Regions from separate parts of the Mus musculus genome. Here all the other regions are linked to region 1. Evidence: chromatin loops called from intact Hi-C (ENCODE). Cell type or tissue: heart. All regions are shown on one strand. Links, peaks and the distances in the headings refer to the core of each region. The heading gives the core; the rest is flanking DNA.

Region 1 (10,646 bases), core at 1,304-9,303:
GAAAAGAGGGCGTTGACTACAGGCGCTGGTGGGTGGAGAGAAAACAGTGAATAATGAAGTTATTGTGAACCCTATCAAATTCTTCTGAACATCCGCTCTTGTGAAGTGCTTCCCAGAGAACAGTGTTTGGATATTTGTTATCAACCTGGTCTTACTACATGCTAAACAGAACTATTAGAAAGCTTACCAGGACGAGAAACAGACCACCTGGAATTACCATGCGATCAGCTACTTCAAGTGATGTTTCCGGCCATCTTCAGCAAGATTCGGTAAGTGACGCATCAAACCAGCATTTCTAAAATTTCCTGTTTCCCTGCTAACCTGATAATCAAGACCTCTCACCTGTAGCTACTGCTCCATTTGCCTACAGGTGGCATCTGCATAGTTTCAAGCATTTCTCGAAAACTACCAAATCCCAAAACAGCAGTCTCAGCGGTGACCCTGGAATTAGTTCTTCGGTAGAATTTTGAGACAACAGTACTTAACAATTTTCACCAAAGTCAACAACTGCGTAATTTACATGGAACCATGTTCCTCACTCAAAGGACCATACCCTCACACATCCATAAGCCCAGAGTGGCTTCATAAATGTGTGACTCACATATGCTATTTAAAATGTTTACGCCCTATAGGAAGAAGGTCTTAACTCTCTGATTCTGTAGGAAAAGCAGCTTTTGTGACCCTGTTCCATCAGTCATCACCAGCAATGGGCACACTCCTGAGAGTCCTAGCTATTCTTCACAAACAGCAACTTCTTTTTTTTTTTTTGGTTTTTTGAGTCAGGGTTTCTCTGTGTAGCTCTGGCTGTCCTGGAACTCACTCTGTAGACTAGGCTGGCCTCGAACTCAGAAATCCACCTGCCTCTGCCTCCCAAGTGCTGGAATTAAAGGCGTGTGCCACCATGCCCAGCAGGCTACAGTTCTGAGTCACGGCTACATTAATTTTCGCTTCTATTCTTTCACATTTGTTAGAAAATTAGGTATATGATCTACAACCACACCATCTTGAACATAACCATCTAGCCAGACAATCAGGAATGCATTTTTTCAGAATAACGTTTTCAAGCGTAACTTCCCAGAGAAAGCTCTTCATAACTATGGTCCTTATCTTGCACATGTCAACAATGAGCCAAAGGCTGTCAACATGACTATTAAAACTATGCTTGCTTTATTTACCAGCTAATATCTACAGGCCGAAACACAAACTCAGAACCCCAAGTGTTTCTCTGACTTTGGAATGTTTACAGAGGTAACTTAAGAGAGAGAACCCAAATCTCTACCTAAATTCCTTACGGGTTCCTATGTACCATGAGTAATCGCTTGGAGCTGAGCCTAAGCTTTCAGTGTGCTTGCATTCAAAAAGTGACCCGTGGTGTGCAAGTGTTTATCACAGCAGCGTAGCAGCATCCAAGAATCTGACCTGGAAGCGCATGGTTTTCAAAACTTCTGTCTTGGGTTACTTAAACTATTAAATATTGGTGATTTATTTTTAAACCAGTATAGGGAATCACATCATCCCTTATAAATCTGATAAGAGCTATATATAGTTTTAGAAAATTCACACATCTTGATGTATGCATATGTATGTGTATATATGTGCACACATACATACACACACACACACACACACACACACACATGTTCCTGATGTCTAAAGAACTTCAGGTTAATGAAAAAGACTGGACTATGAAACCAACTGAGCTGAGAGAACACAAAGCTTTAGCATAGGAATAACAGGGTTTACATGAGAAAAGACAGATTATTTATGAATACATTTGCCATAAATGATTATTTATCAGAAAACACAGTAAATCTCTGTGCATAAACAAACGGTTTAAAGGGCAAATATAAAATAAAAACTATAAAGTATTCTACTCAAGTACAGAGACTATACTACCTTGGTTCAGCAAAGTCTCAAATGAAAGCTACTTGCCTACATTGTTAAGATTTGTGTAAAGTTTTAACCTTTCTGTATAAACTATACCACAGTTGAGACAAAGGCAGACTTAGAAAAGAGCAGATATAAAGAACAAATGATTTATTTACATTAACATTTAAAAACCCAAATAACTAAAAAGTAGTAAATTATCCAAATGAACAAGAACAAGTAGAAAGCAATAAACAACGTAAAAGGCTTAACTACAAACTAAGGAACTACTAGTTGACTTAACAGCATCGTTTCACAGCCTCAGTGTCAGAAATGTAAACCTGAGCATGTGTGTGCTCTGGCAACATCCAGTGCCTTAACCTCTGGGGTAAACACTGGTAAGGAACATGTTTCCTTGACCCAGACATACCCCCTATTCAAACATCACCTAAAGATACCAGCAACACTGTTTATAATATCAAGAAAATAAATAACAAGACTTAAAAGTGGGGAAGTTGTGGAGACAAACTATTACTGACATAATAATTTAGGATACATACATAATTTGGAATATTAGATGGCTATTAGAATAAGTCAGAACATGTCAGATATGACATGAAAAAGATTTATAATATTAAATTTAAAAAAGCAAGTTGGAAGATAATATATAACAATAAGCTGCAGGAATATTTCCTTTAAGAAAAAAATAAACTATAAAGTAGAAAACTAATATTGGGAGCTTTAGGAATTCCTATTTAGATAATTTCCCAAGAGGCCAGTAACGATGCCTTAGTTTTGAATACACCTATTGCTATACTGGAGATAGATCTCCCCATCTATATTGTTGACTTTAACCAGGTTGCATTACGGTCATTAACAGACATTACAACCCTTTGGAATCTTCTACAGCCAAAAAAAAAAAAAAAAAAAAAAAACTATAAAAACTATTTTTAAGGGTAAAATGTTCAATAGCCTTCCAATGCCAAAATAAAAATGCTTTTTAATGCTGCATCTTACAATTACACCAAACAACCAAAGGTTTTCTTCTTCAATAGCAGGAACAAGCTATTTTAGCCCATTTCGCTGAGTAATATAATTACGTTCATTACATGGATATAAGCAAAGGGCAAGGCATTATAGCAATTCCTTTGTGTCAGAAATTGAGTTTTCTCAGAACAATATTCATTCTCAGCAATATATGCATCGATAACACAATTTATAAATGCTATTCAAAGAGCTCAACTGCAGTAGAATGCCACTACAAAGTCTCAAACCGCTTGTGTAATTACAGGAGTCCTCAATTAGGAAGCAAACATACCTGCCTTCCAATTCTGACTCCACCAGTTACTTACTGGTGATACAATCCTGGCCTGATCATATAATTTAAGGATTATTCTGTATTTGAAAAATAGTTATCTCTGGAGTTCTTGGAAGATTAGATAAGAATATCACAGACAACAGTTATCCAGTCACGACCTGAGTCTTTTGTCTCTTTCCTGGGGAGTCCGGATAACGGTCAGTGTCTCAGTACTGACTTTTAAGCAATACTGGTTTTATAAGGGGGTGGGAGTGGGAAGGAGGCAAGGTGAAGGACATTTACAATTTCTCTCAAGGATGAAGAAGGAAGAACACTTGAGGCCAGGAGTTCTGGCCCAGCCTGGGAAACACAACATAACACCTGTGTCTTTTAAAAATAAAAATATTTACAAAAAAAAATCTAATCAGAAGATTAATGAGCTGATATAAAGTTATATTATCTGTCATGCCGGCATCTCTGGGTTACTTTGAAAGCTATTTTTTCTCTCTTTTTTTTTTTTCTTTAAGACAGGATAATGCTATGCAGCAGCCCATACTGGTCTTGAACTCACCATCCTGGGGTGTCAGCTTTTAGAGTACTGAACTACAGGCCTGGCCCACCGTGGTCAGCCCTGGCCTATCTCTCAGAATTATTTATTCTGGCGCATAATTGCTGTTTCCCTCATAGATACTCATTTGGACGCACTTATTCCTGACAGGACTTTTTTTTTCCCATTTATGAAAACTATGAGGGTACGCATGGTTCTACCTGTGGTGTTCTATATCCTCAGCTATTCTGGTGGCGTCCACAAACAGCTTCCAAGCGCTGGAGAGGAAACTGTTAGGTCAGGAAGACAATAGGCACATTCAATCAGGTTGAGCCTCTACAGCTAGAGAATTCCAAAAGCCAATTGAAGAAATAGTAAATACAAGTGCTCATTTTAACAACTTTTAATTTATTGTAAGCTGAGTCACTTTCTTTCCTGTAAAACTGGATCATGAATGAGGCCAGACTCTGACTGTAAATGTTGTACAGATGAGCCACGTGAAAGGCAAAAGGAGATACTGTTCAACCTTCAATATTTAAACTGAATAACTTTTAGCACATAAAACCTTTCTAAATCCAGTACATACATTCAGTAGTTCTTCAAATTTCACTCTAGAAAGGAGGACTGGACTGCAAGTACCTTTGGCTTCTCTTTCACACGGAGCTGGACATCAATCAAACGATTCTTGCTTTTATAACACTATTCTTTAAAATGTGTTCAAGGCTTCCTTAAAATCTACCAAAAACTTGGAAATATCTACTATATATAAAATTTAAATTCTTTTCTGGTACTTCTTTTCTTGAAAATTAATCCGCACCCCCAAGCTGCATCTAGCTGTTCCTCAAGGTAACTTTAAATCGTGTTTAAGAAACAGGCAAGGTCAAAGTGTATGCAAAAGCTGTTTCCCATATTCAAATTACATTCTCTGAGCTGATTTTCAAGTGTCACATACATTTTTAAATCAAAACGCGTCAATGATTAAGTCCCTGTCTCCAGAGCACTTCCAAATACCAAAGTTCTCCACTATCCGGAAGCACCCGACTATCCGCGCTTTCGACTGCTGTTGCACAAGTTCGCACTCCAATTTTGTGTTTCAAGCACCCTTTTCCATTCGGGCACTGAGAGAGACGCTTTAAGAGACCCATATGGTTCACTCTCCCCACTCTTTTCCTTTCACAAGGTAAACCCTGCAATTCCAAACCCTCAACGTTCCCCTCTTGTACATGCAATCAGCCTAAACTTACGACCCCACTCTGAAGCCCAAATCAACCAGTTTAGCGTCACTCATAAAGAACTTCAGTCCCCCAGATGTCTCCTTTTCGTGCCATCATCGGCTCCGCTGTCCCACACCGCCAGCCTACCAAAGCTGTCAGTTCTAAGGTCCCTTACTGCCCTAGGCTCAGGCATGCCTGCCACTCACTACGGTGAGCCGCTTTCACTCCCCATCATTCCCGGAGTCTCCTTCCATTTCTACCCATCTCCCCGCGACGAATCTCCCCACGACCACCATCCCCAAAGGATCCTGTGCCCAGGTGCCCCTAATTCAAATTCCAGTCCCCATCTCTGCACATGACTGGGGCTTTGCAGAACGATTTGGAAGAGAAGAGAGAGGGAGCGTTTGTGTCCTCCAGCAGCACCAGCTCCAGGCAGACCTGGGTCCCCTCTCTCAGTGAAGGGCCGACGGGGCAGCCCTCTGGCCAGAGACCTCGCGCGTGCAGCTCATCAGCCCAGCTTCCCTCCCCGGTGGCGGGAGCTCGACGTGCCCGGGTCCCAGCTCTCGAGGTTCTCCGAGGCCCCCTGAGGAAGCCCACTTGCTATAGCCGGCAATGCCCACCCGCCAGCCCGGCCCCGGCGCACCGCTCGGCTGCCTCACCTAGCTTCGCCCGGGACTCCTCCAGCTTCTGGATCTGGTTCTCCAAGAAGAGCATCGCCACCGCGAAGGCCACCACCGCCAGCAGCTGCAACTTGGGCGGCATCATAATCCTGAGGAGCCCCATGAAACCCGCCGCTCGCGATCAAGACATACCGCGGGGGGCGGGGAGCGGGGCCCCGAGGGCGACCGAAGCGCCGGGAGGAGACCCCGACCCGGGAGCTGCGCGGACTGCCGCGCCGCAGCGACCCCCTCCTCCTCTCCGGTCTCCCGCCCGCGGGAGCCAGCGCCGGCCGCCTGGTGCACGCTTCTCCCCGGCCCACTCGACGGCCCTGGCGCCCTCCTGCCGCTGCCGCTGCCGCTGCCCCCTGGCTTCGGGACCCCACGGCCGCACGCCCTCTTCCCTCGCTTCCTCCCTTCCCTCCCTCGGTCGCTCGCGGCCGCGCGCTCCTCCGGTGGCGATGCGGCTGCGGCTGCGCCGCCCTCGGCCCGCCCCCTCCCCTCCCCCTCGGCCACCACGCGCACGCCTTGACGCACGCTGCCCGGCAACCAGAGGCTCCACCCCCATCCTCCGGTACAGTGGTGTTCATTGGTCCGAAGAGAGGCCGCTTCTCGCCCTTTCGGTTCGATTTACGGTTGGGTTCCTTGTCACGGGACTCAAGCAAGGCGTTGTCCGATTGGGTAAACTTGGAGGAGGCGGGGCTACTGATGGCCGAGCTGGGGCTTCGTGGATAGCCGATTGAATGTCGTGAATAAGAAGCCCCGGTGTGGGGAGTTTAGGAAAATGCCTAATTTGAATCTCTAAAAGAACCTGAGGACTGTTTAACAATCGATCACTTACAGGCTCCCATGGTCGCCTAACTAACACTCGTCTTTGTGGGATAATAGGCTTGTAGCAGTGGCCTTTCGCGGCGGGTTTCGCGTCAGGCAGTGCAGTGGACGTCCCCGGCACAGGGGTCCTCAGACCCCTGAAGATTGACGGCAGACCGCAGGGATGGCGGCAGGGCAGGGTGGGTGGCTGCGGCCCGCTCTGGGGCTGCGCTTGCTGCTGGCGACTGCGTTTCAAGCGGTGAGTGTGGACCGCCTCTGGGGCTGCCTCAAGGCTGGTCGGAGAGCGCGGATGTGGAAGGGCAAACCCGGGGCCACGCTTGGGAGCCGCCCGTGGAACGGGCTGCCTTAGCGGCCGCTTCCATCCGGAATGAAACGTGGCAGAATTCCAGCCGGAGCTCTAGAGACGATGGTTTCCTCGCTTCAGGCAGCTAGGATCGGTTTTTCAGAGCACAGAGGGTACATAGTCAGTAATGCTTAGAAAGGAGGGACGTTTCTTTGAGTGAGACACAAGTGAATGAAACTACCGCTGCTTACAAACTCCCAAACCTTAAAGGGTTTTGGTCCAGACAAGCGGTTTTCCTCGTTAACCAGACGACACGGGTTCTAAATCTCTGAAAGGAGTTAACCTGGTTTTGACTTACTTAGCTACTCATGAAGCAACTGTATTTTTGGTAAATTCCTCTATGGGAGTTTTCCACCCATATTTACATGTCTTTGTACTTAGGATACTTAAGTGATTTGTCCAAGATTTTGGAAAGTTAAAATTATACCGTAGGTCTCTAAATACTCTGTTCTTCATAGGTCTTATAGTTCACAAACGTTGTCTCTGCTTTTCTTACTTTGTCCAAAGAGTGGATTCTTAGCGTCTTACATTGCAATACAATGTTGTTTTGAAACATCTGGTACTTCAGAAAACACTTAGGGAACATCCCTTTAAACTTTTATACTGGAAACATAAGTAAATTGTTGGCTTTTCCCTCCCATTGTAGTCGTTTGAATGTGTTACCACTACCAAAAGTAACAAAGGAGTAATGTTTTCAAACTATCTTCAAAATCTCAGTAGGCTATGGCTTTGTAAATACCTGCCCCCACCCCCTTGCCAATCAATGTTTTTAAACAATTTAACCATCCTTTATGTTAGTGAAGCAGTTCCCTCATGGATGCACTGTTTGAGCTAGTTGGTGAATTTAACTAAAAACCCAAAGCTACTGTAGTTCTAGTCAGTGCCATTAACAGGGACCGCTCAGTTCTGCTGCTAACTCATCTCCCAGTAAATGACTGACTTCTTTTTCACAGCCGTCTCAGGACAATACTCCAAAAGAGCAGAAGCCTCTTAAGACCTTGCCATGGAGATCACAGATTCCCTCCTGGGAGACAAGGCTAAAAACAGAAAGCCAGATCCTCCCACTGTGTAAATAGATCCAAACTCCATCACATTAGACTTGTCAGAGTAAGTCCCCAGACCACGCCACAGGTGAACAACTCTTCCCAACTCCACAGCCGAATGGGAAGAGTGACAGAATTGCATTGCAAAGAAATGTCAGTACATGCTAGGACTAGAGTAGGAAGAACTTATGGCTACCTGTATGCCATGGTGGTTGTCCACCCAATCTTAACTTCAAACTCAGATGTCTTGTTGACTCCTTCCTATGTACTGCATATACTGGCAATTACCTAGCCTTTCTTATTCTTACTTCCAAAATATACCTGAAAACCAGTTCAATACTATGAGACCTTTCTTCTTGAAAATAACAGCCCACTGGCTTTTCTTCGAATTGCCTCTTTCTGCATTGAGACTCTTACGTAAAAATTGCCTTTATCAACTTCCTTATTGCCCAAGCTAGACATGTGTTCTATGCACATTTGGGTTGAGTTTGGTTATTCAGGCCAGTATATTGGCTTGCCTATGATCCATTAACTGGCTTCCACATCTAATTCTTTCTCATTCTGCCCTTACCATCTAGAGCAACATCTCTGAAATCTAAAGCTGTTGTGCTTAAACACTCCCACTTGCTTTTAAGGTAGAGTTTGTCTTTAAAGTTGTCTACCAGGCTTATTTCCCGGTGTTTGCTTGTTCTACTGAGAGAACAAACAGGCTGGGTTGTGCAGGAGACACTTGCTCTAGTGAATTTCACTTACTTCGTTCTCTCAGAAGCTGTCTCTCCTACACCCATAAAAATGATTGTCGTCTAGTTACCATCTGAACCTCCTTCCATCATGTGGGTTCTAAGGATCAAACTCAGGTCCTTGGCTTGGCGACAAGCATCTTTACCCCCTGAGACATCTTGCCACCCCTCAGCCTTCAGTTTTCAGCTAAGAATTTATCTCCTCCAGGAAATCAGCATCAGTGGTGGTCAGTACCTGATCTCTCAGGTACCTTTCAATTGTCTATTGTTTCTTGAGACTTCCTTTTCCCAGTGTGCTGACTGGATCTCACCTTAGAGAAGTGCCTGCTTCTGGTTACCTTTTGTCTGTACTGACGTACATGGAGGGGAAGACAGTACCTTGTCATGTAAGTGGAATGTTTCCTGAGTGAACTGGGGCATCTACAAGCAAAGGTCGGATATCCTGGACAGATGGAGCCTACTTGTAAGTCATTATTGACCCTCAAGTCCAGTTAACTTCTACGGGTCTGTTACAAGTGGTCCCAACTGGAAGCATCATTGACAGTTGATGGTACTGAAGTGTTGAAATCCAGATGTTAGGTTCAACCTTAGTTGACACTCAGAAAACTTTCCTGGTAATTATTTGATTCTTGATACAAAGTTCTAGAATGAAACCTTTTTAGGGCAGGTGTCAACTTCATTCTGTTCTTTGTGAATGAGGACCACAAATAAGTACATACTATCTTAGAAAAATAAAATACAAATAAGACCATAGGTCATTAGTCAGAACTATATTATTTCATTTAAGTATTCTCCAAAACAGCTTCTATAATCTCTCTCTTTCTCTCTCTCCATGACACTGTGCTGTTTAGTTTTAAGTTTTAAAAAGAACATTAGGTAAATGTTTTCAAATTTTAACTTTTAATAACTATCATCTAAATCAAATTGATTTACCCCGATTCTTAATTTTCCATTTTTCTCTGTGATTACCCAGAATACAATGCTTAACTTCATCTACTTCCCAGACTTAAAAAGTGAGAGCCAGGCGTGGTGATGCCTCTTGAAATCCGAGCTGCTGTTTGTAATCACGGCATTCAGGGGGCTGAAATGGGAGGATCAGACATTTGAGACTAACCTGGGCTACATGTAGCAAGTTACAATCCAGCCCAGGCTATATAACAAGACTGTCGCAAAAGATGGACCAAAAGGCAGAACTTACCAAGTCTTAACTTCTCCCTTTCATATTCTCTCATGCTAGTTATAACCCCATGCTTCACCTATCCTGTGGTCTTAGCCAGATCACAGTCCTGCAGCCTCCATTTCTCCTGCCGATCAGGGTGCAGCCAAAGGGAACATAGGCACCATTTCCCTCAGTTTCCTCTCTGTCTCGGTTTGTTCACTTGTAGCCTGTGAAGTATAAACAGCCTCCCAGTTCCTCCTCCCATCATTGTTAAGGATCCTGCAGCTTGTGTGAAGTGGTGATGAACCATGGTCAGTTCCCAAAGTAAAGAGATGCCTGGTGAAGACCGTAGGCGGTCACCTCAAATGCCGTGACTCCCTGTGGTGGTGCTTGCTGTTTGCAATGACCTGTGTTTATAAGAAACAAAACCCTTGGCAATGGAAAGGGGTGTGTAGACGTATTGGAAATACCAAAAAAGTTAGGCAAATTGTTGGATTTTGCAATTGGTGAAAAGACCACGTAAACTGCGCACTTGTCAGGGGTGAAAGTCACACAGTGCGGCTTTGGAACCGCAGGAATGAATAAAGCCACTTCATGACGCCTTGAAGTGGAGACTTGGCTCATACTTCAGTTGAGAGTTGTTTCAGTGTCTGCACCTCTAAGTACCTCTAATTTCAAGTTAGTGGCAGTGCACTTAACAGCATTTCCCTGAGATGACAGCTGGGATAATAGCAAATGACTTAACCTGGAAATACATTCCGAGCATGTGTAGAGATTAGAACAGTACTTTATAGTGTGACCTGAAGAAGCTCTTTAACGAAGCTCCTCAGAACTGGTCTGCAGTCCTTGTTCAGCTTGACTCTCTTCTCCGTGTATCTTGTGAGCAGTGGATGGCACAGTTACAGTTGTTGGTATTTTTCTCAGTAGTGATCTAACCGAGATGCATCATT
Region 2 (10,646 bases), core at 1,561-9,560, 120 kb after region 1:
CTGTAGGCCATGTTTTATTTTTAACCTCTAAAATTTTTCTTTTTGTCAGCATATTATGACTTGTATTAATAAAAAAGCATTAACAATTCTTAAAAAGTCTACTGTCGTAGGAGTTAGATTACAGCTTAGGGACTGAGGTACAGAGGTGTGCATACATTAGTCTAATACTGCTTCACTGGTTTCTCAGGGTGTCTTGAAGCTAAACCCCAGTTCAAAGGCACTGTATGGAAGTATGGTGGTTAGAGCTCACTTTCTTTAGAGCTGTGATTCTCAGCCTGTGTAACGCTGTGGCCCTCTAATACAGTTCCTCATGTTATGGTGACCCCAACCGTAACATTCTTTTCCCTGTTACTTCATAACTGTCATTTCGCTCCTGTTACAAATCATAATGTAAATACATATCTGTGTTTTCCGATGACCTTAGCCGAGCCCTGTGAAAGGGTCATACGACACAGGTGAGAACACTGCTGTAGAGGTAGGTCCACATTCCCAGACTCCTGTCACCCAGGCCCTGCTCTTCTACGCAGTCCTCTCCTCACTGACACTGACTGTATCCTTCTACCTTCGGACCCACTTCTTAGACGGGTCTGAAAGGACCTCAACCAGTGAGGGTGGCGGTAAGGCTAACAGAGGCAAGGGGAAATGTTCAAGTGTTGTCAATCGTTGGTGCCTGAGGGTGAATGGCCACTTCTGTCGGCCCTGCGGTGGTTCTTACAACTGACTACCGCAGGGCCATGCAAATGGCTTCCTGGACAACTGTGGGGCCCTGCTTCCAGAATTTGGCTCAGTAGGTTTTGTGGGGGAAGACACAGGTATTAGCATTTTTTTCCCTTTTACCCAACAAGTATTTATTGAGCATATAAGAGCCAAGCTGTGTGCTAAGAGTGATTTATGATTAACAGAATTATAGTCTCTATCTTAGAAAGGCTACATTCTAAAGTGACAGTTACATGCTAAATAAATAAATTATAAAAATAACAACATAATTACAATTAATAGTTAGAACACAGTAAAGAAAGTAAAATTAGGTTTTTGTCTTAAAACATTTAAAAAGCGGTCACAGGGAAGATTAATGCTACTAATCCACAGGCCCGTGTAGACAAAAGTATAAATAAGGTAGAATATTTGAAAACAGCAATTAGCATTTTCAACAAGTTCGCAGCAATGCTGATACGGCTGGTTTAAAGTCTCGTGTGAACTTTCCCTTACGTCATAGTTTTATGATGTGACAGGGAGGGAAGCACACAGGGAAGCAGAGGGCGTGAAGCAGATCTGGCTGTGAGCCGAGCTCCCCTCCACAGCTCTTCACTCTGGCTTGTGCCACTAGGCAGTTCATTGCAAAGTTTCAGGTGCTGGGACTGTGTGACAAAGCAGTCCTCTGTGAGAGCTCTCTGCATAAACAAGTCTGTGCCACCCTCTCTCCTCCCCGCTGCCACTTCTCCTCAGAACCATCCTTCCTGACTAACACTAGCTTCCTTTCGCTCCTGCTTGAAGGATGGGCTGTGGCAACCTGGGGATGCTGGCTTAGGCCTTATTTTCCTGCTATGAAGGATGGGCTGTGGCAACCTGGGGATGCTGGCTTAGGCCTTATTTTCCTTGTTCCATCGGAGTGAGGTACATTCTCATTTTAGGAACCTCATCTCCTGCAACACGAATTTTTTTTTTTTTTTTTTGATTAGCACCATGAAAAAATGTTTTAACTATAACCATGTGGGTCAGATTCCTTTAAGGACAAAGGTAGTTAAAATCCACTTCTTTTTCAGTTTGTAGAGGGCCTATAAACATCTCATTTATTATTTTATGAATATATGTACCCTCCACTCATTAATGTGCTACTGAATTATGCTCAGGCGCCAAGAGTTTATTTAAATAACTTTGAATTACACCACGAATTAATGGGTTTTCTAAGAGTTTTCTTCTATGATACACAATTTCCTTGGGCCTTTACGTGAGCAAAAACTAAACTCATAACTTTAAGTCAAAACCAAAATTAAAGAAAACTCCCAACCAAACAATAAAGCTCATGAAAACAAAAAAATGAAAACAAAAGAGCAGGCCTAAAGATTACGTTGGATCGATAATAGACAAAGGTACAAGGAAAGCGCCTTTGCTCCTCTTAGCACTACAGCCTGGGTGGGTCCTCTTGTGTCTAAGCGCATCTTCAGTAACCAGCACTCCTGCTGGAAGCACCGGGTCCTGCTACAGAGCTTACACAGAGGAGCGTGTGGGGCAGGGTGAGGGGTGTGGGCGGGGTGAGGAGTGTGGGCGGGGTGAGGAGTGTGGGCGGGGTGAGGAGGCTCTGCTCGGGTTTCCGGGAGGTGGAGAATGGGCTGAAGGGGGCAAGCACAGCACAGAGGTCAGACATGTTCCTCACTGCCCATGTGTCAGGGACTGAAAAGGACATCTGGGCTTACAGCATATGTACTATATGCCAGGTCTTTGCCTAAAAGCACAAAACACAAAGTAATACTTGTGGAATAGTCTCCTGCTAGGTAACAATGCTTATTCCCATTATACTGATAAAAAATGGCAGCTCTAAATCTGAGTTGAACTCCAGGGAGCCCAATATGTGAGGATACAAACCAGAACCAATTCAGTCCATATTTATATTTTCTCCTGCACTGATCTATTTCCCATAAACTGAATTTGCTGAACTGAAGCTGCTGTTTAAAGTCACCCAAATTTCTATAGTCCCTCAAAACCTAATTTTGGACAAATATAACAGATGGCGCTTTAGGCTATAAAACTTCCTTTCTGAGGAAGAAAAAGAACAACAAACCTCATTCACTTGATTCCCTAGAACACTAGCATCTCAGTTGTCTCTGGAGTCCCTCAAGTATGTAACTCAAGTGTAAGTCAGAGTCTTACAGAACTAGAAAACTGCAGAGGAATTTATCTGACTGCAGAGAAAGGGGTTTTTAATGCTGAGACCAAGAACCAAGTTTTCCATGTTTACCAAGCTCTTAACACAAATGGATGCTTTAAAGTGCTATTTAAATAGTACTTTAGGGCTCAAAAGTTTACAAGACTCTGTGAGTAAGTGAACTACACCTTTGTACTCCGCTACTAAGGTACTCTGGACAATTTTATGTTCTGTTGGTTCTAGGCCCAAAACAAGTCTTTCCTTCTACGTGGGATTCTACTTCTGACTTCTCAGACCCAAACCAGGTAATTCCTAAACACAACACTTTTATTTCTTCCATCACAATATCAATCCTGTTAGAGGTGTACTTAGTTGATCAACAAAGTACCTGGCCCTCAATAAATGTCTTTTGAATGGATGGATGATGAACGAGTGAGACATGAAGACCTAACCAAAGAATTCCTCAACTGGCAATTCACAGCAACGTTTGCTGATGGATAGCATGGTCCTCACAGCAATTCTCTAGTTCCAAATGTGTCATTAGCAACCTCCAGAGCGCGCGCCACATAACCAAAGATCCTGCTGAAGACAGACTGCATCCACTGCATGACTTGGCCTATAATGAAGGCTGTCGCACCAATCTGTATTTTATACACAATCATTGTTCAACAACAAATCTTTACTGTAGTGTAGTATCTTCTCAATGGATGCAATTCTGATTGGTCATCAAATTTTGGCAACTGAATAATCTGAAGATTATTCTTAGTGAATGAATTTGTCCCCAGTGTTCTGCAATCTTAACAAAATTATGAAATAAGGTAATACTTTTCAAGACTCAGGTTTAAAAGAAACTATCCAGTAGTGTAATAAACATAAATAAACCAAACCCAACCCAAACCAAGCAAAACTCCAAAGCCAAGAGACCCTAGTAAGGCCTAGTATTTAAGTCATCTGATTCCTATTGGGCAGCAAGGTAAAAAGGAGTTTTTACTTTATTCTTTGGCTATTGTATCTAATAAATGAGTCACTGGTATCATGCACAATAAATTTATTTTGCATAAAAGAAAAAGCTTCCTGTTAATGAAAAATTCAGTAGAAAAGAATCCTTTCATTTTTAAGTTGGGGCTCAAAAGTAGAAGTTGCTTGTTAGTAAAACCTCAGTAGAAAGAGAATTGTTTAAGAAAACACTCCTGTCATGAAATCGCTAACATAGATTCTGTAATGAAGGATTAACCATGCAGTTTTATTGGCAGAATGGCCAGTTTCTGATGGCTTATAATTTTTCTTTTTCAGTCTCTTATGACATTAACATTGGAAGATATTTAAACCTGCTTTAGAGTTATTTATATAAATATGGTGTTGTGATGGGTAACCTCTCGTGGTCTCCCTGTTTAATTGAGAAGTTCTAAGTAGGTAATTGGCACCTTGCCCTTTTGATTTCCTCTCTCTCCCATTAGCCAGTCGGAGTCCATTCCAACGACACTGAACACAGTGATTACCTACAAAATATAATATTTCCAATTATTAACTATATTAACATAGGCATATAGCAAATATCAGATTTACATTAAATGTTTAAATTATTCACTATTTAAAGACTTAAAATATCCATTTAGCTGAAAAATTATGGATTTTATCAGTGGCAGTTCTATATATAAGTAAAACGTGTAAACATTTAAAACATTATTTCTATTAATCTAATATATAAAATAAAAATTTAAATTGTCAATATTAACAACTGAAATTCATGAAACATTCATAATAAACTCTTTCCAAGTTACAGTGAGAAATTTACATTTTGCACTAATATTAGACTAGGTATGTTTGTCTATGATCTAATTTTCTTCCTGGACAAATATCACTCACCTCATCGGCCAGGAGTGACAGTTCAGTGCTATTTGCAGCATCATAATCATAGAGGACCCTAGCCTTCCTGTTGTTGCTGGATTCTTTAAGGTCATTGAGGTTAGAAGGACAGGTGATTACAAGGCTACCCGTTGAAGCCTGGGCAGAAGGACCAATTGCATTTGACAAAGCATATGGCACTGGTGTCCCAGAGGTCTGATTGTTGTTAGAAAGATAATTGGATGGAAAACTGTTGGAAAAAAAGAAAAATAAATAAATAAAAAAAGAAACTTTACTTATCTCTCTTCCAGTGATTAAAGTTCCTCACTTTCACCACTTGGTGTCACCAGTTACCAACTTCCTCATTGGAAAGATGTCCTTTAGTGAGGAAGTATATGGTCGCTTTTCTCTTCCCTCGAAGGCAGTACTCAAATACTTCAAAGCTGTCTCTCCTTACTGACTTAAATTTAAAGAACATTTTGGCTAACACTCCTCTCTGGGGTATATATGTGTGGATGTTTATTCTTAAGTATATACATTCCCCCCCACCCCCCCACACGATTAATCTCTTTTCTTCTCTGTGAATTGTTAAAACAAAGAAAAGCTAAATAGTAGGTACTATTGTAAAAGTGAAGTTTCCTTATTTATTTATTTTGGGAAATATTTGGTTGCCTGAGCTTTGTCATAAAGCCAATATATCACATTTTCCTATCAGGAACAGGTATGTACTGTCTAGCATGTTCAGCATTGCTATTTTAAGAATAACCAGTGTTATGATTACTTTATGGGCACAAAGACCTAGAGAAAATGCATTCAACTTAATTTATTATGATTGATAGTTGTGATGAAATATAAAACTTAATAGGAGAATATAGCAAATTTTACAAGGTAATTTTTCTATTAATTTTAAAGGAAAAATTAAAGCCCTACAATAAAGAAGTGACATAGTGTAGAGTCTCCAATGCGTTTAAAGCTGCTTGTGCGGTCCGCTTCCTACTGAAGCAGCAGGCCTGTGTGTGCAAGCAGATGCTCTTCTACAGAGTCACATACCCTGCCCATACTTATGCTTTAATCAAGCTAGTCATAAAAACATGTGAGGCCTTTTATCTGTTAAGCAGTACGAAATTCATGCCTCGGAAAATAACATTGTCCTTACATTTTTTTCTATTTATTTTACATTATGTGCATGAATGTTTTACCTGCATGTATGTATGTGCACTACACATTCCTGTTGGATCCCCTGGACCTGAGGTTACAGATGGATGTGAGCTACCATGTGGGTGCTGGGAATCTAATTCAGGTCTTCTCAAGAGCAAGTTCTCTTAACCATTGAGCCATCTATATAGCCTGACAAAATTTTCCTTATGACCACTGTCCTGCCTAGAACCAGTCAGCCACTAGCAACATGCCCTGCATGACTCATGTTTCTGTCTGACCCTGCTCCTGTCTGACTGCAGAGGTCAACAGTGCAGGGACCGACCCTATGTTTCCCATTTCTACCCTTCCCTAACCAACTCTCTAGACCTTCACACCAGTCTCCCATATATTGTCCCATCTTTTGTTGCAAACATTTGAAGATGTTTCATTGCTAAAATATACTTCCTGACTAAGTGGAATGATATTATATATAATTCTTGGTGATTTTAATAGCCATGCAAGACAATTTTTCCAAAACTTTAGCCTCTTATATTCATGAACTTCTGTGTTGATTCCCACCAGGTCCCAGCTGCTGCCCATCCTCAGCCTCCCACCCATCTAGACTTACTAATCTCAGAAAATGCAAGGTGAAGCAGCATAGTTTCTACTGTCTTCTTTATCACATTTCCTCTAATAATTCCACTTACACAGCCTGCCAGTACCAGGCTAGCCTTCCTTTGTGTCCAGAGTGAGTTACGGTAACCACGCCATGCCTGCACACTCTCACATCACTACATTCACTTGGCAAATTCTCCCCAACACACGGGCTCAGTACTAGTGCAGCCACTGTGTTGGAAGAAAAAGAAAAATCTCTGTTGCTGTCTTATACTTGTGAGTAAAACCCCTTAAACTGGTCTACAATGCTGCCTGGCATTGTACATTAGGTCTAGGAAACTCACGTGTTTTCCTGGTGACCATTTTATAGCCTCTCATTTACCTTCAAAATGCCAGCCATTCTTCCCAAAGCCTTGCAGCCAGATGACAGACTTCGTCCTTTTTAGTGAAGAGGACTAATAACAGCGAGGGAGTGGTGCCTAGTCTCCTACTGTTGATGGCTGCCTGTATTTTGCGGCTGATCCTGTTGTAGGTACAGAACTGTGTCTTGCGGAGACGAGTCTCGCAATCCCTCCCTCTGTCCGATACAACCATGTGCTCTCAGTCTAGTCCGTCCTTCTCCTCTACCTGGGAAGCCACTCACTGCTAGCTCTGGATTTAAAGGAACAAACCTGCAGATGCTCTTCCCTTTGGCTGTGTTTTACAAAGAGCTACCTGGAGCCTCTGCTCAGTCTGTCACAGTTCCTCTGCCAGCATCTCAGATAACAAACGCCGCCACCACTGTCCTGCCAGCTGCTCTTGTTGATTCAACTCTCTGTGCCATGATTAGGACTCTAGCACTCTCTCTAGCTTGCCACCTTACCACAGAGCCCAGACTTACGGAATCTTTATTTTTAACAAAAGTGCTGAAAGGTTAAAGCCTTTTAATTACTATAAAAATAATTTAAAAAAATCACTACCTGTGTGCCTGGTTCTTGCTTCCTTATGACTAACAGTGCCCATTCTGTGTGGTGGTGAAGATAGCAAAGTCTATGAAACACGCAGGACGTGTGTGGGGAGTGTTTGGGCACAGCTTTAGCCCTTACAGAAGTGACAGAGTTACTCAGCTGCTACTATCAACACAGCTATCACAACATGCCTTTTTTCTCTAGGAATAGCTTTGGGCTGGCTAGTGCAGTCTGGATGCTTTCTTATTTGTTAAGGTCTGCATAGTAAAACCTAAAGGAAGAAGTAACTAACTAGCTAAAAGGTTCATTATGTTGCCAGGCTGGCCCCGCCCGCCTGGGTCTCACTACAAGCCTGCAGGCATATGCCCTTACATCCCACCCTCTCTTGGAAAAGGATCTTGGAAGAAACTAGAGGGTTAACATTCCCTCTACTCCTGTCACAGTAATGCAATCCTTTGAAGGTAGAGAGGCAAGACGGACTTTCTTCTCTAGGACAGCACTGGTTCTACTCTGTAAGGTGCTTGCAGAGTACAGTGATGCGGCTGGGTTTCCATGGCCGTGTGCCCAGGACAGCATAGCTTAAGTATGTACAAGTACAACCCGTCTGCTCCACTCGCAGAGTCTCAGGGCAAGTGGGAAGGAAGTGTTTAGGTTTCTCGGGTTTAAATTGTTCTGCATTCAGACATGAATACGATTACTAAAACACCAAGTATGTAGAAATGTAAACCATGCAGGTCTACCAGAACACTAATTTGTTAGTTTTCTGCCAGTTTATTCTGAAGATCCAAACTTAGCTTTGTGATGTTGCCTAACTTTAGAGTGGACCTAAATCTGAAGGATGACTGTGCAGGATCAACACTCTCTTGTTAAACTGTAAGTTCTGCTGTCTTTCCTTCACACGTCACTGCTCTTGCTCAATGGTTCTGTGAGTACCTGACTCCTTACTACAGTTCACTTTTATGGCCATTCATGCTGCAACCCAGTCCACACCTCCAGCCGCATTCCTTACCCACTAAACCACTGCTCTCACTAGAATCAAAGTATTGTCCATTACCCAAACTCCCTCGCTGCTTCTCTCATCTCTCCTGTATCCTGTCTGCCTGTAACATTTATCCGTGCCTTGTGCATCTATATGACTCTCACTAAAATAACTCCAGCTGGGAAACTCATCTGGAGTCAGCCGGGCCATAATTAGATGTCCTCACTGCACCCTGCTCCTTCTACCACTTTACGTGGCTGGTCTATCCATGGCAGATACTCTTAGATCCTACATACATTGTTAAAATGTCACCTTACATATAAGCTTCCCCAAGGCAAGTACCCTGGCTTGTTTGCTGATGTAAGTCCAGAATACATTTGCGACCTAAGGCAGGGATTCTATAAATATTTAATAGTTAAATGATTCAGTTATGTGCTTTATATATCATTTTGCTTTAAAGTATATTACCATATTCAAAATAATTATGTAAGGGGCGTGGGGTCTTCGGACTATTCCAAAATTAACAAACATGAATTAACTTACCTTTAAGAATAAAGTGTTAATGTAGCCATGTCTATCTTCCTCAACAAACAGCAAAAGTATTCAGTAGTAAGAGAGAGGTTAAGCCTCAGTATCTTTTTCAGGTAACATCATTTTGTGCTAGAAATGCTAAAGATGTTACCTCAGAAGTCTGATAATAACAAAAAAGGCAACTGTATGCAAGCTAACAGAATCTTTAACTGTTCTAGAAAATTTCATTCCTGCTGTTGGATTATACATAAAAAACTTAAATATTTAAAATTAAATTTCATTTATTTTCTGTGGTATGTGTGTATGTGCCATGGTGGGCATGTGGTGGGCATGTAGAGGTCATGTGGAGCTCAGAGGATACCTTTTAGGAGTTCTCTCCTTTTCCAAGTGGGTCCTGGGAATTGAACTCAGGTCATTAGGCTTGGTAGCAAGAGCCTTTACACACTGAGCCATGTCACCAGCCCTCACATATAAAAAAAATTTGACCGTCTTTCATCAGGACTTAAACAAATGATGTCTTTTGTTGTTGTTGTTAGTGAGCAGAGTAGAGTTTTAGTACAACAGGTGTCATGCTTGCTTCATTCAGTCCACTTCCCGCTGCCCTCCCTCCTGACCCTGCTGGCTGGCCTGGGAAGTGGACTCTCTTGCTTCGCTTCCCAGCTTGGTGTTGCAGTAACAGATCCATGCTGCGGTGTGTGCCCAGCCAGTGCTCCCCACTGAGCCTATTCCCCCTATCATGACTTTCACATAGAAAGGGAGACACTACCTTCCCAGTTGCTTCTGTAGGTCTAGCATATACTGGTAACACTGTGCATAGTAAGTCATCTGGGCTTCTACAAAGTCATTCAGACAGCGGAGATGATGGGCCTGCAATGGAAAAGTTACGGTCATTCTCAGAAGTTCAAGTGCTACAAGCCAAGGGGAACAAAGGCTAACACTGTCACAAGGGAGAATCAGCGGTGGCAACCTACTGTAAAGCTTATTACTGGGGTACTCCTATCAGACTTACTAAGATGAATTACTGGTGAACAATATGTTGACAAACTTTGTTTAGCCAATAGAAACCAGCAGGAAAATTTATGCAATGTGTAAAATGTGTGGTGAGATGTGAGAGAAAATGAACACATTTCTTCAGATCCTTGTAAACTCTCTTCAGCTTTCCTTGAGAGGTAAATGCCACAGGAAGCTCTCGCCTGCACATGCTCCTCCTTAGCTGCCTGGGGTTGTCTCAGCGTTTTTTTTTTTTTTTTTTTTTTTTTTTTTTTTTTGGGGCAATGATGTAACACTCACGTGTGTACTGCTGATTCCCTCAAGCAGGAGTCGGGTAATCTCTGCCTGACGATCAAATTCACTTTGAGTTATTCTCAATTCCTGTTCAGACTGAAATTATAACATACTGTTAGGCTCTCAATAGAAGACTCAGTCCACTTTACATATACCAAAATGAAAAAAAGAAAAGAAAGAAATTCCCAATATACTCCAAATTAGAGTCTGATGATACACCAACTCTTTTGTGTATGTCTTAACTGTTTTTGAGTTTCTAGACCTACCTGTGTCACCAAACACAACTGACACAACCCATCCTTTATCAGCACTCGACCCATGCCAAAGCATTAGTTGGACACATTATGACTGTCAAGATATCTTTGTACCTTTTCTAGTATTTTGCTGAATTGAGTATTTTACAAAATCATAAGAGTACCACATTTTATAAGTATAAAGCAGTATT
Region 3 (10,646 bases), core at 1,234-9,233, 120 kb before region 1:
GAGGTGTCCTGTCCTGAGGGACTAGGCCTAGCAGACACCCTGGAGGTGAGTGCAGCCCTGGCGGCCCTGGCAGCCCTGTCCAGCCACACTGTGCCTCAGCGGCATATTTATGCCTCTGTTTATTGAGGAGTTTAAGCAGCCACACAGCCTATGCTGAGACCAGATCCCAGGGAGCCTATCACTAGTGTCTCATTCACGAGTCCTGTGTGGCACTCAGACACGGACACATGTCCCACCCATCACTGTGTATCCCGGGAACAATTCAAACGCCATGCAGCCTTTAGAAACCATGAGTGCCATCCTATGGGGTCACATTCACTGTGCCTGACTTGCCGAGGCGACCTCGGAGACCTCCTACCATGTAATCAGTAGAAACTGGCAGGTGTCCCGTGCCTGAAGCTGCATGTACTGTACCAGCTATAAGGGTAGCTGCCCAGCTTTCTTAAGAAAGCTGCCTTCTATCTGTTAGTACCACCCCACAAGCCTCATAGGAAGATAACAAACGTTGATTAGCTGAAATAGCAGTATCAACACTACACTGAGACTCTTCTGAGAACCAACCAGCCTGAGACACACATCTTCGGACTCAACGCCAGGCAACTCTTCGCCTGCAAAATGGGGAGGAGGATGACCTGCCCGATGCACAGCAGCAGTGCAGAGAAGTGGAACAACCCCTACCAAAACCCAAGGAAATGGACCTGACCTCTGCAGTGCCCATAGAAGACAGCAATGCGCTGGGTGGCTGTCCTGTGTCCAGGGTCTCCCCTGTCTATTCACCTGGCAATTCTCAACTGTTTTCCTAAAACACCATCTGTTAGTCATCTGCTCTTCAGAAACCTGAAATAAATCTCGTTGGTAGCTGAAATCAACCCCAAATGTCTGGGATTTGGGATACAGCTTGACTAGCATGTCCAGGGCTCTAGACTGCATCCCTAGCACCATGAAAATAACAATGGCGCCAACCGCGCCCCAACTCCTCAGTCATCGTACATTGGTTGGTCTTACATCTTAGATGCCACCTTATTGTTTTCTTGAACTCTACTCTAGGCAAGCTGCCCGTCCACCACATCCCATAAGCCACTCTGCTCACCCGTATCTACGATGCTGCTCTTGGCTGGCTTTTCCTCCTATTCCCTTGCTTTTCTGGAGCTAACATTTTCCTGGCAGCAGAGACAGTGCGTATCGGTGAGCTCTGATGGCTAAATACTGACGGCAGCATGTCAGGGAGACAAGAGGAGGGTACCAGGGCCGGGGCCAGAGGACGCACACAGCCCAGAGCCACTTTCCACCAAACCATCACTGATGTTACATACAAGGGACACATGCAGATATGTGGTAAGGAAAAGCATTCTGAGAAGAGGGAACCCTAAGAATGAAGGTCTTGAAGATTCTAGTGCTGGCTGCTTGGAGAAAAAAGAATTGGCGGAAGCATCAGGGAGAGTACAAGGTGACATGGCGATGAGAGGTTGGGAGGCCTTGGGGAGTGCAGGCATGTGGGCCTTGCAGACCGCTCTAAGCATTCATTTTTGTGAGTCACGTGTGAGGTCACTGGAGGATTCCAGTAGAGAAGTCCGATGATTCATCTTTTCAGAGGTGGGTGGCTACTGTTTCAGAATGAAGAGGGTTGTGACACACTCTTGTGACCCCCAATGACCACTGTGTAACAGTGCTATTATTTGTCAGACACCTGCGGTACCTGTGAGCTATTAGGCTCAGTAAAAATCAACTCTGGGCTTGTCTTGCTAATGCTTGCCCCAGCTGCACGATGTCTTCTGAGTGTCCAGAGAGCAGCAACCATTAAAGAGGAAACGAGTGTTGTAGACTGTGTAGCAAGTACTGTGACCTAAGGAGTAGGGGAGGCTACAGAATGGCTGTGGCTGTTGTGCATCTGTCTGGGACTTTATCACAAGTGCGGCCATGGCCAAGCACACAGGGGCTAGGAATTAATTAGCTGGGGTGGACAGACTATGGGATCTAACCAGTCACGCTGTTTTGTGAGAGAACATCCAGCAATACACAGGAAACACTTCAGCTTAGAGACAGTCACATAAGAGAAGCTGCAAGGAGGGAGAACACAGGGCACGGTGGCATCCTTAGACGGCGGCCCTTAGACGGGCTCTCTGGGAAACTCCTCTATGTCCCATTAGCTGTGAGCCAGACCTCACTCCAGAATGCTTGCACTCTTCCTTGTCTCCCTAGGCTTGGACACATGGACCAGGGGGTGGGGTAGCAAACAGGACACAGCATATTACAAACCTTTCTCTACTCAAAGTACAGCTGTCTGACAACATTCTGGGTGTTATGTATGAAGCAAAACTTTAATGAGATGATCAGTGAACTCATTCTGAAACTAGGAATGGACCATTACTTGTACCTGCGGAAGGGTTATATAGGCATAAAGAACTGGAGGCAAGGGGTTGGAACAGAAAATGGGCACAGTAAAAATGGCATCTGGGACACACAGCGCAGCCGAGTAAGAGACAAAGCTAACAGGGTTTACCGGTTTAACCTCTGCTGACTATACAGCTTATATGGGGAGAAAAGCAAGTTCCATGGTTGGAGACTCTTCCGTCAATCCTGGCCAGGGAAGAAGGGTAGAAATGTATTTCTGTTCAAGGAGAGTAAACTACTGACCGGCAAGAATGATCCCCCTGGAAAGAGGAGTCCACTTGGTTGGTGTGAGGTGACAATTTTCCAACACATTTACACTTACATCTACCTGCCAGCCCAGCGGGCTCTCTAGAAGACACTTCAGACATCTATGCATGTCAGCTATGTGCTGCACAAAAGGAGCAACACTAGAATCGTTTCCTTACCAGCACACGTGCATAGCTGGAGGAAATAACCAAGAACAGCTTTAAAAGCCCGGGCACACGCAGGGCATCTGCAAGGAGCCTAATCTACTGGCTGGAGTCTCAAAGAGAGGCAATGGGGCTGGAAGGAGACAGCCTTGGGGAAAAACTGCATTCCGAGACTTCTGCAGTGCATTAGATTTAGTGCCAATCTTTAAACCATTATTGTTGTTGCTGTGCCGTGTGTGCTGTGCTTGTGTGAGGTCAGAGAAACTGCAGAAAAAGCTTCTCTCCTCACACGTGGGTCATGGGGACAGGCGCCTTTATCCCGAGCCTTCTTGCTAGCCATTCATTTGGCTTAAGTCTGGCGAGAAACAGTCTTATGTCATATCTCGTGCTGTACATATTTAGGTGGGACTCTTGGCCACAAATGGCTCATACTAGTGGCAGACTGCCTTTGCTTAGTTTCAAAAAATGAGTGACTTGTTGGCATCTGCTCGTCTCACTGATAATGATGCTGTGGTATCAAGGACAACTGATCTATTAGGGCAACTCCTATTCAATAAATGCTACTGATACATGAACAACATACATTTATATAGGACCGTTATAAATACTGTCTATTTTAGTAAGGCATAGTCTCTTCACTCCAGAAAGAAAGGGGGTTTTGATGAACCTATCCTTAGTCAAGAACTACAACTATTCAATTTGATATTAATCCTGGCATCTTGAAAATGTCCACCCTATATAAAGGAATGTTAAAGTCAATGGCATTAATTTGTCATCGCTCAACTCTCTGAAGACTGCTTATCACTAGGAAGAAAACAAACAAGGACTGAGCACTTAGAGGTGCTTCAGGAAACCACAAGGCTAAAACAAAGGGCACATGATAGAACCCCAATCAAAGCCGCTAGGTAAAAAGACATTTCTCTTCTTCTATCCTAATACTGTAGAGAAAATACAAAGGCAGGACTTGATCGAGACGTCTGTACTAGAGTGTACAAACACAAAGGATCTTTCACTTGTTGTTTTTCCACATTCTTTCCCTGAGTCTCCAGAAAACTCAACTATGTTTCAATTTTTATTATCTGTCTAATAAATTGGAAAATTAAACATCTTTCCCCCCCCCCACGAATTTACCATTTTTTCTAAGTTACAGCAAGTAACTTAGGGAATCACACCGAGCCAAGGACGCAGGAACCTGTACTTCCTTCTCTGCCCTTTCTTGAGACCTTCTTTATTTCATGTGTAAGGTGTTTTGCCTGAATGAATGTCTGTGTACCATGTCTGGCTGTGAGGCACAACGTGGATGCTGGGAGCCTGACCCACATCCTCTGGAAGAGCAGCCAGTGCTCTTAATCACCCACATATAGTATTTTGTGTGTGGTGGTACAGGGACTGAGTAAACCCAGGGCTTCTATCCTAACTAGGTGACTATTCTACTACAGAGCCACAGCTCAAGAGACATGTTTTTACTCAAAAAATCATTTAGCTGTGTTGTGCATTTGCTGTGCGTGTGAACACAGGAGTACATGTGTCACGGTGTACGGTGGTCAGAGGACGATCTTTCCTGTCATCCTTCCTTTCCCACTCCTTTGAGACAGGGTTTTACTGCTGCTGCCAGCAGTCACTGGCTGGTGAGCCGCCTCTGTCCCCTACATCTCTCCATGAGTGCTGGGACCATATGTAGATGCCTGAGCTACATACCTGGTTTCCACATGGGTTCGAGGGATTCAAACCTGGGTCCTCACAATTGTGATCCAAGCAATTTTACCCATGGAGCCGTCTTCCTAAACCCTCACTTTAAAATGTGAGATAGGATCTCGCTAAGTTGTCTGGGCTGGCTTCAAACATGTAATCCTCCTGTACCAGTCTCCTTGGTAACTAAAATTACAGGTATACGCCACCACACTCAGTTCAATAACATGTTTTGAAGAATAAGGTACTCTAAATTGGCAAATGATGTTTCTCTCTTCCTTCCTCAATCATGGAGTTTATGACTATCAAGCTAAGGAATGGTCACATCTACAATATTTCTTGACTGTATACAGTAGAACACATCAAACAACTTCCTCTAACTGATTCCATTTAGCTATTTATTTAAAATTGTCATTCTATTAAAATTTTTACAATATATTATTATTTCCAGTAACATGAGCCACTATGAAAATATTCAAACCCAGTGTGGCTGTCAGTGTTTAATAAGATTATTCTTTAAAATGCTTTATCCGTTTCAAGTTCAAGTACCTCGGTGAACATCAGAGCCTTGTTCTACATACAAGACTGTGCCCAAAGCCAAGGCACTCAATGTATAACTTTAATAATGAAAACCTACAGTATTAGAATCCAGGCCATGTAGAGAAAGAAAAGCCCCAGACCACTAGGTGAAAGGTAAGACACTCTGAGTGAAGGGTAGCGTAGCCCTCAGGGAACACGCACATGTGAATGAAGTCTAGGAAACTGGTTCAGGGCCTCTGCAGAGAGAATTTTTAGTTTATTTTAAAGCCGCCTATAAAATGCTTTCAATATTGCAGTATGAATTATTTATAGAAAACTGTACACTTAACTTGAAAGTTACAATGTTACTAAAAGATCTTAGGGATTATGAGGGAAATCAAGATATATCACTTTATTGTGTAATATTCAGGCAATTCTTTAATTATATGATTTCCAGAGAAGCTAGGATGTCCCACTGTCTGACCCTACGGCACGCTGTTCTGTCCTTTTCCTTTTCCAACCTAAAAAGTGAAACCGAGACAGAGCGAGCTTCTCTTAGAGCAGACACCGCTGCTAAGGTAGAACCAGGCTGCGCATGCCCACTGTGGACAGTCACTTTCCGTCGTCTCTGAAGTCAGCAGAGGGTTATCAGCAGAGCACGTGCGTGTGGGCTTTTATTGTAACAGCGCCATGTGCTCCATGGAGAATGTTCAAACGGGTCTTATGTTTAGACTATTCCTTTTAACCAATTTTCTGATTACTCTTTAAAGATGCAAGGGCTCCCAAGGGGGCCACAGAATGCTTGAACACTGTGTATTCTGCAGTCTTTTGAACTTTTCTTTAAGAGAATTAAGACAAAATTACCGTGACTTATACAATCATATTCAAACATAAAAGAAAATTCTTAGTTTTTAAAAAGTCTCCCCTTATATCTCATAATTTCAAAGCTGAAACACAGTGGTTCGAGGAAAAGCATATTAGGGTACCAGAAACTGAGGGGGGTTTCTCTGTTCTCTGTCAGTGACCTGGTGAGCCCATTTGACTGACCGCACACTCGTGGAGTAATCAGCCGGCCTCCAGTACAGGTGAGAAACTGCCACAAGTCCCTAACATAACAGAATGTGAACTGTCATAATTAGCTCGAGACGTGTCCTTTTATGACCACTAGAGGGCAGTAAAGCACTGGAAGGAATATTTAAATCATCAGTGTACAAGTGGCCTGTCAGTGTGTCTAACACTGCTCACAGGCAGAGGACAGACAAAGCACTCTTCAGTACATCATTCTGGATGCTACTTACTTTGCAAAATCCAAGTAAGAGATGTGTCCGTGATAGAAGCCTGGCTTCATCTCGTTCCAGGTGGTTATGTTCTTCACAAAGCGCACCTAAAAGAGGAGGACATTCTCATTACCTCACTGCAATGGAAAGAAAGCAGACTCTGTCATCAACAAAAGACCTCCCACTCAGGAACGGGACCCAGTCCCCGCATTCATGGGGCTGGAAGGCCAGTTTGAAGTAAGAGCAGTCAGTGGAGTCTGAACGCACTACTTTACCACGGCCATGACCAGTGCAGTATACACAGTCTACACAGGGCGGGAGGTGGACGCAGGGGTGTACTTCACCCCCATGAGGGCAAATCATCACTGCCATCTTCACTGCGTTACAATCAATAAGAGATAAGCGGCTGGCACAGCTGCAAGAGACTTCGTGATGAGCTTGTCTGCAGTGGGACGAGCTGCACGAGGTACAGATGAAGGAGGGATACACAGATGGAAGGAGGGCCGGGGAAAGGTGGTATTTGCCCCTTTATCTTTGCACCTTGACAGAGTTCATTTATCTTATAGCTGTCTGCACCGCTGCAGCCGCTGCTCCATTAGAACCTGGGTTCTTCGGGCTTCAAACTTGAACTGACGGTAAGTTGCTCTTCAGGAACTCTCCAGACCTTCAGAGCCAGACTGGGGCTCCTGAGGCCCTGAGCCTTGTGCACTAGGCAGTTTCAGGGTTCTCTGTGGCTTCAGTGTGAAGGTAGCCCTTGTTGGACTACCCAGACAGCACTGTGCAAGACATTCTAACACTCGCTCTCTTTTATAAGGTTACTTATATGGACGCGTGTGCATGTATCTGCAGGTTTCTATACATATATGTACAGAAGCCATAAGATATGGAGCTGGAGATATGGGTGATATGAGCTGCCCACAGGGGGTGCTGGGAGCCAAACTCAGGTTATCTAAAGAACAAGTATTCTTAACCACTGATCCCTGATCCACTCCAAACCACTCCCCTTAACTATAATGCACATCCATAATACAAATGTAAAATGTGTGTGTCTTCTTTCTTCCTACTGTTTCTCTAGAGGACCCTGCTGTCTTCCTTAGGCTTTCTATTGCTGTGAGAAAACACCATGACCATAAGCAAACACAGGAGAGAGGGTTATTTCACTGACAGTCCAGCCTCAAGAAAAGTCACTGAGAGAACAAACAAGGCAGGCACTGATGCAGAGGCCTGAAGAATACTACTTCTTGGCTTGTTCCTCATGACATGTTCAGTTTGTTAAACAGTCTGGACCACCTGTTCAAGGTGGGCTTTCCCTTTCCCTGCAGGCCAATCCTATGGAGACGTTTTCTTTTCTTTTCTTTTCTTTTCTTTCTTTCTTCTTTTTTTTTTTTTTTTTTTTTGGATTTTTCGAGACAGGGTTTCTCTGTGTAGCCCTGGATGTCCTGGAACTCACTCTGTAGACCAGGCTGGCCTCCAACTCAGAAATCCGCCTGCCTCTGGAGGTGTTTTCTTAATTAAGATTTCTTCCCAGATGAGCCAACCTTAAGTCAAGTTGACATACAAATAGCCAGCACACAGAAAAAATACACCCCCTATCAAAAATACACACTGAAAAAGCAAGCAACATTCCAATCTAAAGAATTCTTTCTGTGTGCATATGAATACATGTATTATACAAGCAGAGATTCATACCCCTGGCTAGCCTCACGCCCAGCACATCTAGGGTGACGTCACATTCTTGGTCCTTCTGCCACTGCCTCCCAAGGCCTGGGCATACAGAGTTCCACCATACCAGCTCATTCTATATATTACATATTTTCTCTGACACAGCATTCGAAAAGCAATCACTTAAAGGACATTCTTCTTTATACCTCAGCAAATTGAAATACGACTAACAAAATGACTAAAGATGATTGTAAGATTTTTAAAGGTGGATATATAAGCTTGTTCAAATAAAAACATATAAGCTAGTCAAGTATCTAAAATTCTCTTTCAATTTTAATGTGTGGGTTTGTGCAATATAAGTGTGACTGCGGGTGAGTACAGGGTCGCCCCTCGCAGAGCTGGGGTTAGACTGTTTCGAGCTGCCTGGTGTGGGTCAGGGAACTGAGCTGAGGCCCTATGAGAGAGCAGTGGGCATCCTTGGTTGCTGCGGCAACGCTCCAGCTCCCAAGCGCTTCCTAACTTCCTGGAATTGGAAGTATACAAAAAGCTAACATGAGAAATTCTGTAAGTGTCCATTAATTATTTTTTTAAAAAAATTGAGAAAGAATTTTTAAAAAGAAAACAAGTAGTTAATTTAAACTGTTTGTGTGCCAGCAGCTATACAATTTCTCTGTACAATAAACAACAGCTGGTCAGGACTCTCTTCTGGAGACTAGACAGACACAGAGGGATGGCAGGGCCCACTCCTCTACACTGCAGGGAACCAAGCTGCAGCTTCAGTCCCGGGAGGCAGAGCCTACACTTACAGTGAGGTATCAGTCTTTCACCAACATTTAGATCTGAATTACACGGACCTACTCTACAGCACTGACCTCAGGCTACCAGCATTACAGCTGCTTCCTACAGAAGGCCTGCTGTGGGTTAGGGACAGGACAGATGCAGTCATGCGCTAGTGTGTCTGCTGGGAAATACAGTTCTGGGACAGTTTAGGTTTAAGGGGCTACATTATTGGCTGATACACTGATGTAAATGGTAGTGACACTATGAGCCAAATACATGCAAGTGTGTGTATGAGGTATTGTGTTCTTTCCTATTCATTCTTTCAATTCAGTACTAGGCAGAATAAAAATACAAAATAGTGAATGAAGAATAAACTGCACGATGACATGAAATGTACTTGTTATTGTTAATTATGTTGGGTCCTATGAAAACCAACTACAGTATTTCTAACCAAAAATAAAGAGCGGCTGGAGAGATGGCCCAGTGGCTGGAGCACAGGTTGCTCTTTCAGAGGAACCTGGTTGGGTCATCAGCACTTACATGTCGGCTTACAACCACCTGTACTTCTAGTTCCACGGCATCTGATGGCCTCTCTGGCCTCTGCGGTCACCAGCCATGCACATGCCACATAGACATATATATATGCAGGCAGTACATCCATACACACATGGGGTGGGGGTGGCAAAGAGGTGATCATTTTCAGAGCTTGAGGCATACTCAGAAACTCAGCTTTGTTTTCCAAAGCCGGGATCTCCTGTGGACAGGATGGTTCAGGAGGGAAATGAAAAAGGTGCTAGATTAAATTCTACGGAAACGCTGCGGCAGACTGCAAATGTCAGACAGGACAGAGCATATAAATAGGGAGTGGATGTGAGAGACTCACAGAACTGGGAGTCACGTGAACACTGCAGGCACCCTTTCTTTCCCCCAAACGTTCCTGAGGATGGGCCACATGGACGTGAAGCATCCTGAGGGTGACTGGCACATCCCACCTGTGTCCTTTAACAGGAGGGGAAGCCCAGGAGGCTGGGTTAGATTGCTGTAGGCCTCTCAAACTTCAAAGTGCAAAAAACAAACCACCTAGAATTCCTGTTGAGACAGATAGCTACACAGCAGGTCTGAAGCAGTTAGTACCTGGAATTCTGCATTTCTAATAAGCCTTCAGGAAGTGGTGTCACTCATTCCTGGACCAAATGAAGACCACTGTTTCAGAAGATGTGGGCTCAGGAGACAGCTCCTAACCTTATTAACATGAGGCTTCTTCTGTGGCCCTAACAACACAGGTCTGAGGGCTACAGAAACTCTTGGGCACCTTGACCCTGAAAGCCAGCAGGGTTTGCAACAGGCACCTGAGTACTGCAGTACATAAAACAGGCACCTGAGTACTGCAGTACACAAAACAAAGAGGAGGCTGAAGCAGTGACCCTGGCTTCTGCCACCGCTCCAGCGATGCCTGAAGCGCACTAGATGCAAGCATTTCAAAAACGGTTCACAAATTAAAGTTACTTCCAGCTGGACAGAGGAAGAGTTTCTTAGAGATGAAGAAAAGGCAGACTATTATGCTATAAGCAATCTTGAACTGACTAGCAGAATCAGAATTTTAGAGATGGAAGAGATCAAGGAAATCCTATAGCCTTCACTTTTATAAAGACACTGAAAACCATCAATCATTTGCCCATGCAACTAGCTAATTATATGGGTGTTTGTGTGTGTGTGTGTGGTTAAAGGAGGGACATTGGACACAGTCTTGCAGACACTAGGCAACTGTCCCATCAACTCAGCAACTCTATCCCCAACCTCTCCACTTACCACAGAACAACTTCAACAGAAAAACAAACAAGAAGGACTTGAAGGAAAAAAAAAACAACAACAACAACAGACATCACTTCCCAAGGACTAAGAAGGACTTAGTGACAGA

What was found. Hi-C counts contacts between places; a loop is a spot of excess contacts. Peaks named below come from ENCODE experiments on the same cell type or tissue, not always from the same donor. Only the 100,000 strongest peaks of a DNase experiment are listed, where the experiment ranks them.
Region 2: a loop joins it to region 1, with 2.3 times the contacts of the local background. A loop is called at or near these places in 2 of 42 quality-filtered maps.
Region 3: it touches region 1 in a loop (2.7-fold over the local background); 6 of 42 quality-filtered maps call a loop at or near these places.

What each region holds. Positions count from the first base shown.
Region 1 is chr3:144,564,151-144,574,796 of GRCm38, forward strand. Hs2st1 (heparan sulfate 2-O-sulfotransferase 1) reads right to left here and starts at 6,066. Exons shown (of 7, transcript NM_011828.4): 1 at 5,584-6,066. The coding sequence starts at 5,707. It overlaps Selenof (selenoprotein F), which reads left to right and starts at 6,277. Exons shown (of 5, transcript NM_053102.2): 1 at 6,277-6,649. The coding sequence starts at 6,575. In heart, for the core only: a CTCF peak has its summit at 5,946; a DNase peak (open chromatin) is centred at 6,241; H3K4me3 peaks cover 3,851 bases; H3K27ac peaks cover 2,749 bases.
Region 2 is chr3:144,687,171-144,697,816 of GRCm38, forward strand. Sh3glb1 (SH3-domain GRB2-like B1 (endophilin)) reads right to left here. Exons shown (of 9, transcript NM_019464.3): 6 at 10,208-10,297; 7 at 9,684-9,784; 8 at 4,730-4,958; 9 at 1-4,362. The coding sequence ends at 4,255. Among named protein-coding and RNA genes, the nearest start is that of Sh3glb1, 28 kb to the right of the region's middle. In heart, for the core only: a CTCF peak has its summit at 5,035 (motif pointing right); no DNase peak of the experiment used is centred there; H3K27ac peaks cover 305 bases.
Region 3 is chr3:144,447,645-144,458,290 of GRCm38, forward strand. It overlaps Hs2st1 (heparan sulfate 2-O-sulfotransferase 1), which reads right to left. Exons shown (of 7, transcript NM_011828.4): 3 at 6,308-6,393. Among named protein-coding and RNA genes, the nearest start is that of Gm43707, 59 kb to the right of the region's middle. In heart, for the core only: a CTCF peak has its summit at 6,181 (motif pointing right); no DNase peak of the experiment used is centred there.